Regions from separate parts of the Homo sapiens genome. Here region 1 is linked to region 2. A link is an interaction called in ENCODE POLR2A ChIA-PET data of the cell type or tissue named here. Cell type or tissue: PC-9. All regions are shown on one strand. Links, peaks and the distances in the headings refer to the core of each region. The heading gives the core; the rest is flanking DNA.

Region 1 (7,947 bases), core at 1,233-6,232, 190 kb before region 2:
CGTCTGATTACAAATGTAGACTGTGGCAGGGAGTATTTACAAAAGGAACCCATTTGTCCCTGTTACTTGTATGTAGATATCGGACTTAATACACACTCAACTACAAAGCAATAGAACCAGGTAGTAAAATGTTACTCCCAAGGAGATTAGACTCCTATACAGAAAAATGATTTCATTGTTTCATATAACCATATAAAGTAAGTCCAAAGAGATGTTTTTAAAAGTTTCCTAATCCTTACTAATTTCTTAAATACCTACTCCTCAAGAAGAATAAATTCTCTCTCTATTCATTGATCCATAGAATATTTCTAAAAACCTAATAATGTGTTGGCATAGGTCTTTCTGAACCCAAAACCCAGACCTATGTCTTTCTGAACAAAATATGTGATATTGTGTGTGTGTGTGTGCGTGTTGCTTGCTGTCCATTTCAGCAGCCTTCTACTTTGATGACAACCTGATTATTCTGGAAAAAAGCAGTTGCTGTCCTTAGTGGTGCAGCATGTAGTTATTTGGAATTTCAGTAGTATCCAGGTAACATTTTTCATTGAGTCAGTGGGGAAACAGAAGATGAGAAACTCACCCTTCTGAGTTTCTGGTCAATATTTCTTGATTGGAGCTCTGGGTCTCTGGGTCCTCTCTAATTGTTACCTAGAGACTGGATCTTTAGATTATAAAAATATCAAAATACCTGGATATTGACTTTTTGAATTCAGTATATTGCAATTGAATTCCACTTCAACAATAGCAGGTGGCCAATGGGTTGAGTATGATCGAATCAGGAATGAAAGATTCTGTAGACTGTACCTTTCTTTTCAAAAATAAAATTTTGAAAAGTACAGATTTGCCTAAAATATATGGGTAATACATTCAGAGTGCAGACTGACCATGTTTAAGTTGTAAAGCCTGCCGTATGAGGAAGCAGAAACAGATGTAGTAGCTGTTCCCTGCTGGTATGTGCTCTATGTCTTTGGTTGGTTGGGTGGTTGGCTGGTTGGTTTGGTGTTTGGTTGAGTGGATGGGTGGGTGGTTGGGTGGTTAGGTGAGTGGTTGGTTGGTTGGGTGGGTGGGTGGGTGGTTGGGTGGTTGGGTGAGTGGTTGGTTGGTTGGTTGGTTGGTTGGGTGGGTGGTTGGGTGGTTGATTGGTTGGTTGGTTTTAAAATTATCATGACTGCCTTCATTTTTTTCTGTTTCTTCCTCCTCAATCTTAAATGACAGGACTATGAATGTACCCCTGGCAGGCTGTTCCCAATTCTTCAGGGCCCAAGTCAGGAGTGCAAATGGAGGCCTACATGCCTTATGTCTAAATATTTTAAAGTTATAACTGAAGCATACAGACTGCCCAATAAAATATATTTTATCCCCTTCCTAAACTAGTATATCTTCCTAATGACAAATTGTTTTAAATATAAAAGCTATTGTTTTTATACATTTGAAAATCTGTAAAATATCAAAGATGACTGAATTAATATTGTACATGTCTGTGTATTCAATTGATGGGCTGCCAAAGTTTGGGTGAAGAATTAAGTAAAAACATATATAATTTAAAAAGTATTTCATATGCATTTTTTAAAATGTATTTCTTTGCTTTTTTTTAAGTAAATCACAAGTTTGATTCTATTGATAATGATGATCTAAAGGATCAAAAATTAAAATGTGATTATGTCCAAAATATTCAGTTTGAGTATATTTTAATCAAAAACATAAAATAAAGCAAACCTGAAATATAAAAATGATTTTTTTGTTTTCAAAAAGTTATTTTTCTTCTCAAACATTCAAATTATTTTATAACATGAAAAGAGAAATATGAATTATAATTAAGAGGTATAACAAATATGAATAAAGATTATTAAATAAAACTTATATTTTATTTTCTTAAAAAGTAATTAAATATCATTAAATGTTTATAAAACTTAAACTAATCACAATTCCACAGGGCAATGTACATTTAGTTACCAATGTAAAGAACCGATATCTTGCTGGACACATGCTTTACAAAGGAAGAACTGGACAAGTTAAAATAATTTGTTTTTATTTTCTTTATCTAAGTGTGCCTGTCATTCAAATACTCCCTGTCTTCTTAAGCATTTTCTGACTTCCACATTAGCAGAAGCACAATCCACAAATCTTCATGGCATGTGGATGTAGTTTTTTGTTGTTGTTGTTCTTAGGACATAGGTCAACTGATTTGGAGAAGTATTTTCCTGGGGCCTGAATGGTGTGCACCACAGAAGTGAATGTTTTAGGATTTCAGTAATGCTGTGATGGCTCCGAGTGTAAGATTCCAAGTCATAGAGGCCCCTATGTGTTTGCTAATAAATGTAGTGTTTCTGGGTTTGCTATATGCAGGGCACTCTAGGGCTTGGAATTCATGGGGACTTTTATTCTCATATACCTCTGCTTGGCTCAGGCCTTTAGAGATTCTCAATTGGATTATAAGTGTAGCCTCATTTCTTCTAGACTCAATTTCTCCTTGTGGCTCAGAAATACACATAGGTGAGTGAAGAATCATTTTCTCCCTCTTTCAAACCCAGATTCTGAGGCTACTTGTGAATAAATGAAATAAAGCAAATAAAAATATTATCAAATATACCTGTGGCTAAGGAACCACTCAGCCTCTTTTACCCAAAGTTCACCATACAAAAACTGGAACTGCCTAATTTGGCAAGAACAGTTGTGGCCTGATTCCAATTACTGACAGGTGAATGGTATTCAAGACACAAACATTACTTGATGATTAGTGCATATCATCCTTTACATGATTAGGTTCAGCTGCAAAGCATAAAATCATAACCAATATTAATTGAGCATTCATTATGTGCCAGGTAGTTTGCTAAGAGCTTCGTATGTATGATCTCATGTGGTCCTCCCCATTGTCTTGGAAAAGGACTGAACCTTTAGGGAAGTTAAGTAGCTTGCCTAAGATAACACAGTAGGGAAGTAATAGCAATGGGATTTAAACTCAGGTTATCCAATGTGAAAGCCTGTGCACTTAAACACTATTCCACTCTGCTTGCCTCTGTGTTACTGGCATCAGATATAGGGTTGGGAAGGTCTGTGACCAGGTAAGGTCAAGATAGGGTAAACTGAATCAGCTGCCAAGTTGTACCCCAAGGGAAACAACTGCCAATCCAGTATGACAAATCCAAAGGAACACAATAGCCTTGTGTTTGATTTGAACTGATGTCACTTCCAAGGAACTAGGTTGGAGTGTGGACATCACAGCACGTTATAGAATCTTTAAGCTGGTGCTCGAAATAAACTCAATGTGCTGGAAAGGCAGAACTCCAGTCTAAGGGAAGACGGAAACAGAAATAACATTTTTGGGCACTTACTACATGCTAAGGCTTTCACACCTTCTGCTCATTTAATTATTGAAACAAACTTGTAAAGCAAGTATTATTTCCCCCATTTCCCAAATGGGAAAAGAAGTTGTGTAACTTGCCCATGACCAAATAGCTAATAAGAAATGGAACCAAGAAAAATAATCTAAATTAGCTTGATTTCAGATTTGGGGATATTATTATTATTATTAAACAAATCACATTGCCTCTCCAACACTTCGCTGGACCCAACTAAAGGACTAAGTTGGAAAACAGCAGCACAAAGTCGCACCCTCATACCTAGTTTCTTACTCATGTTAAATGATGCCAGTAAAATGCCCTGCAGGTTTGGGGGAAAGGCCTTGACTCAGGGCAGATGGATATGTCCAGGAGTAGCAGCCAAGACTAATTAATTCCAGAGTCCACCCATGGGTAGAGCTCATAGCCCCATACATCTGACCTAGGTCAAGACTGACTCACAAATTGGGCTGGTTTGAGTCCCAGGACATGGACCAAAGTGATGAGACAGATTAGGGCCAGCAAATACTGAGTTGTGTCCTGTTGGTGGGCTCTGCTGGGATGCTTAGCCTAATTGTGCTTCCAAGAGTGAGATCATTATGTTTTTTTCTTCTAACCTAGAAAACCCTTGTAGCTCTTAAAGCTATACCATATGATACCTGTCCATGACTGGACCTATACTTAACAGAAGTACCTAAGACTCAGATGGTCCTTGGAGCAGACAAGGACATCAAATTACTAACTGCAAGTGTGTAATAGAAATCTATTTACTTCAGGTAAAAACCTCTTTCTAGAACAACAACAACAAAAGATTGAATATTATGATGGATTTTTAATTAGGAAATGACCAGAAACAGTGATGAAAAAGGGGGCTTAGATAATATTAGAAGCACATTGCTTTGGATACATGAATAGGAAAAGTGCAAGAACTGGAACCTGTAAGCAAAAATCCATGGAATGTTCAGTTCAGCTGCTGAATTGCCCACAGCTGTCTGGGATATTCTCCTTTTGAACCAGGCTTCTCTTTGTCTATTGAGGTAATCTGTTCCTCTCTGTGCTCTTTTCAATTTCAATATCCATTGTCACTGTCATGGACAAAGTTATGAAGACAGCCTGACTTACACCTACTTGGTCATGGGCTCCAAAAATGAAATGAAATGTGTGTGTGAGGAGGGTGAGTCATTCTTTCCTATTGGAAGTTGCTAATTAATTGGGTGGTTAATAAAGAGAATATGAGGCTTTATATATTCTGGGCTAGAGGATACAGAATTCAAATCACTGCCACATGCCATTTCATGTCAACCAACATTTATAGAGCACCTACTATGTACAAGACACTGCAGAAAGTATGAAAACGGGTAAGCCACAGTCCTTGTTCTCAGGAAACTCAAAATACAGTGTCAGAGATAGAGGTGAACAACTAGCAATAAAGTCAACCCAAATAAAATAAGAGCTAAGACACATGTACAAAGGATGCACCATGAGGGCAGAGAAGGAGCCTCTGCTAAGAAGAGGTAGTGTTGATGGGTGTTAGATGGAGGGGAGAAGGTCATTCCAGGATGAAAGAAGAATGAGCCAGCCAAGAAGTCTCAGAAATTTCAGTCAGAGAAGGAAAAGGAGAACTGAGAAAGTGTCATGATAGCTAGTAAATATGCTCAAATCTTCCTATCCCCCAAATATCATCCATTGTCTGTGCTTCATGTCAACCCTTTGCCCAGTTCTCCTCTTCCCTGCATGGCCAAAGTTTTTACTGTTTTGTTCTTTTCTTGGCAAACTAAATCCTCAGCACCTTTATATGTAGTGAAAGGTATGCTCTTCCCTGCCTTCCCCACCTCACTCAGCTAAAACTTATTTTACTGAGAACTGCTGATACTCAAGATTCATGCATGAGGTGTGACCTCTCTTCCAATATGCCTGGGACACCACGTAATGATCACTGATATTCGTTGGACTGCTGCTATGTGCCAGGCGTTGCTACAATATGTATATAAGTGTTTCCTACAATATGTATATAAGGGGCCCAGATCTGAAGATGGCCCTCAATGATCCACACCTCCTGGCTACACCCTTGTGTAGTCCCCTTCCACATTGTACTGGGATTGGTCTGCATGGCCAGTGCAAGACTACAGAAGTGACAGATGCCACTTCCTAGTTTAGTTGTAAGAGATTATGGCTTCTGCCTTGATTGTTCTCTCTCTAGGAGCACTCATGCTGCAGAAGTCATTGAGAGCCCATGTGGTAGAAAGATGAAGCCTCCTTCCAACAGCCATGCAAGTGAGCTTGGAAGTAAATCTTTCAGCTCCTATCAAGTCTTTGGATTGCAGTCCTAGCTGAGAGCTTGACTGCAACTTCATGAGCCAGAGCCACCTAGATAAACTATTCTTGAATCTGTGATCCTCAGAAACTGTGTGAGATAACGAATATTTGCTGACTTAAACTTTAAGTTTTGGAGTAATTTGTTATGAACAATAGACAACTGATACAGTATGTATGTCTATATTATTGTTTTTTGAGTATAATTCACATAAGATAAAACACACAGATCTGGAGTGTTCAGTTCTGTGGGCTTTGAACATTGCATACAAATGTGTAACCATTACTCAAAAAAGATATACAATATTTCCATCACCCAGAAAAGTCCCTTGTCTCCTTTTCCAACTAATTCCTAGTCTTCTCTCCTATCAGAAAAAAGAAAACCCACCATTTTTGTTTCTATCGTTGTAGTTTAGTTTAGACTATTTTTGAACCTCACATAAGTGGATCACCCAGTATGTCTGTTTTGTATCCAGCTCACCATAATGTTTTTGAGATTTAACTGGGTTGTTGTATATATCAGTAATTTTATCCTTTTAAGTCTATTGCTGATTAGTATCCTATTTCATGAATATACCATGATGTGTTTATTCATACTCCTGTTGATGGACATTTGGGTTGTTTCTGATTTTTATTTATTGTGAACAAGGCTGCCATCATTGTACAAGTCTTTTTGTGGACATAAGTTCTCAGTTCACTAGAGTAAATACCTAGGAACAGAAATCCTGGATAATATTATAAATGCACATTTAACATTATAAGAAACTGACAAAGATTTTTTGAAAGAGTTTGTTTCATTTTACACCCCCACCAGCAATGTATGGGAATTCTAGTTACTTCACATTCTTTCTAGCATTTGGCCTCATCAGTCTTTTGATTTTTGTCATTTGCTGGGAGTGAAATGGCATCTCATTGTGGGTTTAATTTTCCTGATGAGCCATGATGTTGACCATCATTACTGGCCACTGACATACCTTCTTCTATGAAGTCTCTGTTGAAGTTTCATCATGGGTGCCACCTGGACTCTCTGCTGACAGGATGTTCCCTAAAATCACTGCTTGTTGAAGCACATCTGTATCGGCTTCTCCCTTGAGCCCACACCACCCTTTCCCTCAGCACCCTTCTCTTATACACAGTCTTGCCTCCCTCCCTCGCCATCTCTGTCTCCACCCTCCTTTTCATTCTAGGCTCAACAAATCTTGCCCTGAAAACTGCTGCCCCAGTAATAACCTATTAAATATCTACCCCAGTTCTAGCACTGGGCTCAGTGTGGGAAAATTAAAAACAGAAGAGTAGTGGTAGGCTGGTAAATATTTAACAGCTGGCTCTCTGGAAAAAAAAATTAATTAATTAAAAAGAAATTTTTGCTTGTGGGAATAAGTTTATCAGAGCTACATTTATTTTTTTTTTAGTTCTTTTTTTCTACGTATTTGGCTGATATATACATATATAATTGGTTTCTTAATTGATATTTTCATAACTTTTAAATTTTTATTGATCTTAATTGATTTTTAATTGACTAAATAAATTTTATTAAACTTACACATTAATTCTAATAATCTATATACAAATAATTTGCCTAGATTTTCAACATATTTAATTATATGTCATCTGGGAATAATGAGGGATTTACTTATTTCACTCCAATATGTATACCTTTCTTTTTTCTTTTTCTTTTTTTTTTTTTTTTTTGTGTGTGTATTTGTTTGTTTGTTTTGAGACACAGTCTCTGGAGTGCAGTGGCATGATCTCTGCTCACTGCAATCTCCACCCCCTGGGTCCAAACCGTTATCACACTTCAGCCACACAAGTAGCTGGGACTACAGGCATGTGCCACCATGCCCAGCTAATTTTTTTGTATTTTTAGTTGAGACGGAGTTTCGCCATGTTGGCCAGGCTGGTCTCAAACTCTTGGGCACGTGCAATTGGTCTGCCTCAGCCTCCCAAAGTGCTGGGATTACAGGCATGCGCCACCACACCAGCCTACTTTTATTTTTTCTTATTCTATTGCACTGTCTAGGATCCTCCCTACCAATGTTGAAATGAAGCAGTAAGAGTGAGCCTCTTTGTTTTGTTTTTTATTTCTAGAAAAATGTTTCCATTTCACCTTAAAATCTGATGTTTCTGTGGATGTTCTTTAAAGTTTATAATTTTTTAAAATTTCTAGTTTGCCAAAGGTTGGTTATTATGGAAAAAATAAATTTAAAACACCCTGATGTATATACCAATTTTCTGTGTGATAAATACTCCCAGCACAACCACTTCCAAGCTATCAATGTAACTTCACTAAAGGTGG
Region 2 (7,947 bases), core at 1,588-6,587:
AGGCTAAGGATGTGACCATCTCATTCCAGATTGGAATTCACGACTAGAAAGGCAACATCCAGTATCTGTCATAGAATTAGTACAGTCATCATAATGTTCTATACCCTGTGACTTCAGGGCATAGAGATGGTCAAAAGTATGATGACTGATGACTCACAAGGCCTCTCAAGATATTCAGCATCAATTTGGTGTCCACTGTATTACCATCTTCAGTTATTCATCACTCTTCCCATTTCCCCCCACCCAATGCTGTTTATGCCTCCTAAAATAGTAGCTAATATTTATAGAGGCCTTACTATGTACCAAGCATTGTTCTAAGCACCTCTCATGTCCTAAATCACTTAATTATCACAACAACCCTATTAGGTAGGTGATATTCTGCTCATAGCCATTTACAGATGAAATGGCCATGACAAAAAGAGGTTAAGTAATGTTTCCAGTTGGCACACAGATGGTGAGAGTAAGAGCAGAAATTCAAGCCCAAGCAGTCTGGAATCAGCCTTTTGTTCCCAGTCTCTAGGCTATACTGCCTCCATGCTTATTTCAGGTCAGGACCATCTCTCTCCTGGAATACTACAATAGACTCCTAGCTGGTCTCCATTCATCTTACTTCTTCTCACATTATTTTTTATTATAAAAATAATATATGAATACATTCTCCCTGTAAAATACAATAATAGTATAAATTAGATAAAATCCCATTTGGCCACCAGCTGCAATTCCAGTTTCCTCCCCAGGATCAGGTATGTCTACTCCTAGATCTTTTTCTGTGTATGTATGTACCTTTAAAATATATACAGTATCGTTTGATAGTTTTTTAAACTTTTATTTTAAGTTCGGGGTACATGTGCAAGTTTGTTATATAGGTAGAATTGCGTCATGGAGGTTTGTTGTACAGATTATTTCATCACCCAAATATTAAGCCTCGTACCCATTAGTAACTTTTCCTGACCCTCTTCCTCCTCCCACCCTCTGTTCTCTGAAAGGCCTCAGTGTGTGTTGTTCCCCTCTATGTATCCGTGTGTTCTCATCATTTAGCTCCCACTTATAAGTGAGAGCATGTGGCATTTGGTTTTCTGTCCCTGAGTTACTTTGCTAAGGATAATGGCCTCCAGCTCCACCCAGGTTCCTGAAAAGGACATGATCTTGTTTTTATGGCTGCATAGTATTCCATTGTGTATAGGTACCACATTTTGTTTAGCCAAGTTTGATAGTTTTTTTTAAATAAATGTTATTATAGCACTCATGTTCAAATTTCATGTTTTAAATTTATCTATATGTTTTTGAGAGCATTCTAAATCAGAACTGTGTGACCTTTAAAAGAAGAAAAACCCAGTACCATTTTTTAAAAGCACCCTCACTCCAAAATAGAGATGGCATAACCCTACTGAAGTGGTCTGCTACTTCCCTTTTAGTAACAGTGAAACCTAGCAAAGTCTTCCAAAGGAAAAAACTAGAAAAAAATTAAAGGAGTAACAGTTTGAGTGGCATATACACAGAAGAATGAGGGGCACTGTTTTATGGAAACTAATCTGTAGGTGAAACAATATGGGCATTGTCACCTGGAGATTTGCCATGAAGTGAGTCCAGATCCATTTCTTGATAAAGTCTACATAAATAACCAGACTATTCAGTTTACCAGTACATCTCATTCCTATAGCAATCTGGAGTATTGGATTGCATTAAGGTTCTACTCACTGAAGTAATCCCTTCACAGACTTCAACATGTTAATCTCTTTACTTGCTTACTGTTTCCATAATGTAAGCTCATAAAGACAGGAATTGCATCTCTCTTATTCCCTGCTGCAGTGCAATTACCTTACTCAGTAGCTGTCACATAATTGGGGCTCAACAAGTCATTGTTTAATGAGTGAATAAACCCAAAGACACATGATTAATTAGTGGTTCAATCACCCATGACCATTGTACAGTAGAGATGACCTAAACAGTTATAGATTTACAGCAGTCACTAATAACAAGTCATCAAAGTAAAACTCAACTGTGACAGATTAAAAGGAGCATAAATTCTAGAGTCAGTTACCTGGGTTAACAAAACGTATTCACCACATGCTTGCTGTGTGACCTTGGTCAATTTTCTTAACCTCTCTGGTATAATTTGAATATTTGTTCCTGCCCAGATCTCATGTTGAATTGTAATCTCCAATGCTGGGGGTGGGGCCTGGTGGGAGGTGTTTGGATCATGGGGGCCGGTCCCTCATGAATGGGTTGGGCCATCTCTTTGGTGTTAAGTGAGCTCACGCTCTAAGTTCACAGGAGATCTAGTCATTTAAAAGTGTGTGGTGCCTCTCACCCCCACTCTCTCTCTCTTGCTCCTGCTCTGGCCATGTGACGTACCTGTTCCCCTTCACCTTCCACCATCATTATAAGCTTCCTGAGGCCTCCCCAGAAGCCAAGCAGATGCCTGCACTATGCTTCCTGTAGAGCCTGTAGAGCCGTGAGCCGGTTGAATATCTTTTCTTTATAAATTACCCAGTCTCAGATATTTCTTTATAGAAATGCAAGAATGGCCTAATATACTCTCTCTTCAGTTTCTTTATCTGTAATAATGACAATAATCAAATCTTTAGAATTTTGCCAGGACTAAATGAAGTAATGAATTAAGGCATCTAATAATGTGTGAGACAATGAGTAGGTGCTTAGTAAATGTCAGTGCTGTGCCTATTTTCCCTCCGCCCACTTGCCACCTCTTTTCTAATAATAAGACCAAGTTTATTTACCCTGATAAGCACGTCTCTTCTCTCATTTCCATTTGTGGCAATGTAGGCAACCACTTCTTTCTCTTTCAGTGCTGACCTACTGTTTTGTTGGAAACAGTCCCAGGGCTCTGGGCTTTAGAGATTGCTGTTGGATTGCGAAGCATTATGGACCAAATCCAAGTGCTGCAGCACATAATGGCTCTGGCCATTTAAAAAATCTAAACTGCTGTAGCTATTTTATGGGGTGCAATATATATCCAAAATTTTATAATAGGGTTACCAAATGCAGTGCTCTAAAAATCAAGAATCATTCAAAATTTTCTCATCTCTCCACAGAAATAAATTGCTATGTTGGTTAAAACAGACACCTTGCTCAGGAGTCTGAGGTTTTCTCTAAGATGTTCCACAATTATCATTTAAAGCCAGTGCATGTTATTCAAACAGGAAAAGGTAGAATTCTTAACTTAACTTCACCAGAATTAGACTTTCATTCTGTGATATTCGTTATCCAATTCCCAACATTTCCGGTACCTCCAACTCTCTTAGATCTACCCTCAATCCCCTTATTTACAGAGTCTTCAAGTCTCAGAAACACTTGCATTTATCCTGTCATGTACACACCCTAAAAGTCATCCTAGGTCTTTAAAAAGACTTACAGATGACCGAGCCAAACACAATCCTTTCCCTATTCTAAGTCTTACTCTTCTCAACATTTGAGACTGCCTTTGCTTAGACCACTGGGGCAGATCTATTGTGTTGCTACCTGAGTGCTCTCCTAGCAATTAGACATGTCTTTAAAACAGGACATGTATTACTTCTTCTTTATCTTGCATTATAAACTTGAGCAATGTCTGGCTTGATGAAGGCAGTGTTTCTACTATCTTGGTTGGGTTCCAACCATAACCTTTGAGTAGAGAACAGTTTGGGCAACTTATAAATCTTGTTTTAAAAAGTAAATCAACTTCTTGCTTTGAGATCTGGGTCATTTCAAGAATAGCTGGAGTACTCCATTCACCCTTGGCCTGAAGATTACATCTTTTCCCCAAAGTTCTAGCAAGAGCCACCCAGTTAGAATTATAGTCAATAGGATTAGCTAAATGTACTACACCCAAAACACAAGCAGCAGCTGGATTACCATCCTACAGCTCACCTGTTGGTAAATGTTGATCTTATAGTTCTTATTTATATAAACCTCAAAGCCTGGAGGAACTCATACCCCACTCAGACATCATCACAAGAGAATTCTGAAGTGGAAATTAACAGCTAAATGGACCTGTATAGGACTAAAAATATATATCTATGTATTTTATTAAAATACATATGTTATTAAAATATATATTATTAAAATATATTTTTAATTAAAATATATTTATTAAAATATATATATTATATATATATATTATTAGTTCTAGATTCCAGTATTCTTTTTTTGGTCTAAATTTGTAAGACTCAGCAAAGACATTCATCCAGGACATCTATAGCTTGCTGTGAGCCTTTGCTGTCTTCAGTAACCAGCATGCGAATTTCATAGAGATGCCAATGGAGAGAAAGATACAAGGCTTCCTTCCCTTTAAGAGGCATATAATCAAACTAGTCCAAGAAAGCTAGTTTGACAAAAGTCAAGGGAAGGAGGGGAATAGGGAAATATATGTTAAACTACATGGCTAGTTAAACATTAGTCCTGCAGGCCGAGTATTTGCTGGGAAAAGGGGGACCCTCATCAGTTACTTCAGGAGCTAGATTTTTCCATGGCCCCAAATATCCTTAGTGTGTTGTATGTCCTTCCAAGGATTGGTGTCTGCACTACACAATGCCCAATCATCTTAAAGTACAGTATGTCTTCTAGTATTGGTGGTTCCTTACAGCAGCTTATTCAAGTATCTTAATTCTTTAAATCTGGAAAAGAGACAAAGAGAAATATAGGCTACAAATTTCATCCTCAGAATGTATCATCAGCTCACTAGTTAACTATAGTATTTCATTAGTAATAAGATAAGGCAAAGATGAAAATAATAACTGAAAATGCACACATTTCAGACAAAAAAATCCCAGCCCAATTAAAATTATAAATTAAAATTTTATATCTCACTATCTCTCTGTATTTTAAAAAGCAATTTGCCTCAACCCCAACATAAGTTGAACCACTTAAATTGCAGTGACAAAATCAAAGCTTTGTTCTGAATATTGGGAGCTGAGATCTATTTTGCTACATATCTTGTAAAATTATCCCCAATTTCAGGACATAGAGCTACAGCATTAGAAAACCTTATGTTTCTTTTTGTATCATGCAATGAATTTTAAACAGTCTGTTTTTCCATTGCAGCCTTTTTTCTACTGGTGGTGAGCAGTGGGATGGAGTGAGGTGGAACAGAGGTTGGGAAATTTGTGAGCAGAGCGTTTTTTAAGAGCTCAATTCAAATGGTTAAGTAGTTACAACAGAGTTCTCAGATGCTACAAAATTATGTTAGATCCTTATATGAATATCATATCCTTATATGAACTCCTAGTTCACTCTTGTTTTAAATCTAAATTCTTTAGACTTAACATTTGGTAATGCTTAAACAAAAAACAAAACAAAAAAAGGATCAGGAAAACAAAACAGAACACTGTGAGCTTGAACATATCAACAATTTTTCATGGACAAAGAATAAAACAACTGCATAGTAGACAAAGATCTGCCCAGCTAAAAATCAATATTTGTATCCAACTTTGGGGGGAGTTAAGAGAACTAACTGCTTATGACATCAGCCCTAGAAATGTGCCTGTAAATATCCACATTAGTAATGCTTCATCTACCAGTTTCTTATAACCAACATGATCCAATTCAGTAGCTACCACAACTGATCCAAGCTGCCCTACGGGAAATTATGCACACCCACCAAAAAAAGTAAAAATCGTCTCTGACCAAAAGAACTGGGTCACAGGATGAGAGGTGGCACCATTCTCTTTAATATCATTAACTCTTGATTTTTAAGGAAACATGGTTCCCATAGGCCTAAGAGGGTTTCTTAAATGTGACCTACATTCAAGCATAATTATCTTTCTTTCCCAACTGGCAAACATACACTACATAACCTTGTTGTAAAATCCCATAATTAATACAGTTTTGAATATTATGAGCCAAATTATCTGACCTAAAATATAGTAAGATATATAATAGTTGAAGACAATTAAAATTGTCTGATTGTACCTTGGCCCTGCCTCCATTACTTTTGAAACAACAGCTTTTCTTTTATGAAACATAATTTATTTTATCAGTATAAGTTATCCATAGAGTTTGATGAGAGAAGTTAGGACTGCCATATCCTTATCAAATATTCAGGACCAGTTTTAAATATTATTAAAAAGTACAACCAAGCTGAAAACTAAAGCAGTGCACATGATGCCCTGTGAAAGTAGAAATTTATTCTTTAAACAGATTAACTTATTTATTTATGCTGTTGTATTTATTTGGTTTTATCAAATGTTGTCTAAGAGACATAGCATAGCATGAGAGATAAACAAATTTACAAGCAAAAAACAAACAACCCCATTAAAAGGTGGGCAAAGAAGGTAAACAGACACTTTTCAAAAGAAGACATACATGTGGCCAACAAGCATATGAAAAAATATTCAACATCACTGATCATTAGATAAATTCAAATTAAAACCACAATGAGATATTGTCTCACACCAGTCAGAATGGCTATTATTAAAAAGTCAAAAAATAACAGATGCTGGTAAGGCTGCAGAGAAAAGGGAACATGTATACAGTGCTGGTGGGAATGTAAATTAGTTCAGCCACTGTAGAAAGCAGTTTAGTGATTTCTCAAAGAACTTAAAACAGAACTACCGTGCAACTCAGCAATCCCATTATTGGGTACATACCCAAAGGAATATAAATCATTCTACCATAAAGACACATGCAGAAATGTTTATCGCAGCACTATTCACAACAGCAAAGACATGGAATCAACCTAGATGCCCATCAGTGGTAGACTGGATAAAGAGAATATGGTACATATACCATGTATATACATAGTATACCATGGAATACTATGTAGCCATAAAAAAGAACAAGATCATGTCCTTTGCAGCAACATGGTTGGAGGCTGTTATTCTGTGAACTAACACAGGAACAGAAAACTAAATACCATATATTCTCCCTTATAAGTGGGAGCTAAACATCGACTACACATGGACACAAAGAAGGGAACAATAGACACTGGGGCTACTTGAGGGTGGAAGGTGGGAAGAGGATGAGGACTGAAAACTACCTATTAGGTACCACGCTTATTACCTGGGTGATGAAACAATCTACACACCAAACCCCCATGACGTATGCAATTTACCTAGGTAACAAATCTGCACATGTACCGCTGAACCGAAGTTTGGATCTAACCAGGTCAACATTTATCAGCTTTATTATCTTAAGCTTATCATTCAACTCTCTTGGAATCTCCGTTTCTCGTCTGTAAAATGAGATGGTGGCAATACCTATTTTACAGAATTGTTTTTAGAAAAAATATAATTGAGGTAAGTTACAACCTGGAAAGGATTTTTTTAAAAGTTTGACCTGTTTATACCTTAAAATATTGAGAAAATTGTCAGAGAAATGGTACATGCCAAAAGGCACCTTACACATATGCACTAAAAACACATGTTTACAAATGATGTAGACTATAAATAAATACTAAATATGTGTCTACAGATTTCAGGTCAGACAAATGTATATTTAAAAATTAACAGGGACTTCTAGATAAAGATGGCAGATTATGCAAATGTATTTATATTCTCTTCCATCCAAAAGCCTATTAAAATGTTAGTAAAGGAATACAAATAGGTACAAATTCATAAGCTAAAATAAGAAAAAGAAATGGACATAAACTGATAAAAGATTTCAACAATTTTTTTTTTTCAACAAACAACCCCAGATGAAAAGTGAAAACATGCTGACAGGTGAAAAGCATCCAAAGGGGTTAGCTTAGAGCAAAATAAAGAGGGTGGAGGGTTAGTGACAGCAATGGATATAGGTTGCCTGGAAGAACCATTGAGATGCTCAGAAATCTGAAAACTGAAATACCACAGGAGTGGGAGTGAGACATAAAGGCTAAAATGCAGAGGAAATCCATCAAAACTCTACTTATGAAACAGCTGATTTCACCACAATATAAGTTACAACCCCAGTCATGGCATTTGCTTTGCCCTAAAATATCAACAGAAAACCAAATATTCCCATACACTTGGAAAA

Evidence for each region. Peaks named below come from ENCODE experiments on the same cell type or tissue, not always from the same donor. Only the 100,000 strongest peaks of a DNase experiment are listed, where the experiment ranks them.
Region 1: POLR2A ChIA-PET joins it to region 2 with 7 read pairs; 8 of 35 experiments call an interaction of 5 or more read pairs at or near these places.

What each region holds. Positions count from the first base shown.
Region 1 is chr12:92,366,098-92,374,044 of GRCh38, forward strand. The region is part of intron 1 of LOC105369902 (a long non-coding RNA gene); the gene reads left to right. Among named protein-coding and RNA genes, the nearest start is that of LINC02391, 6.2 kb to the left of the region's middle. In PC-9, for the core only: no CTCF peak of the experiment used is centred there; DNase peaks (open chromatin) are centred at 3,164 and 3,684; H3K4me3 peaks cover 488 bases; H3K27ac peaks cover 3,041 bases.
Region 2 is chr12:92,558,938-92,566,884 of GRCh38, forward strand. All of the region lies in intron 1 of LOC105369905 (a long non-coding RNA gene), which reads left to right. Among named protein-coding and RNA genes, the nearest start is that of LINC02397, 96 kb to the left of the region's middle. RefSeq lists a silencer at 2,146-2,225. In PC-9, for the core only: no CTCF peak of the experiment used is centred there; no DNase peak of the experiment used is centred there.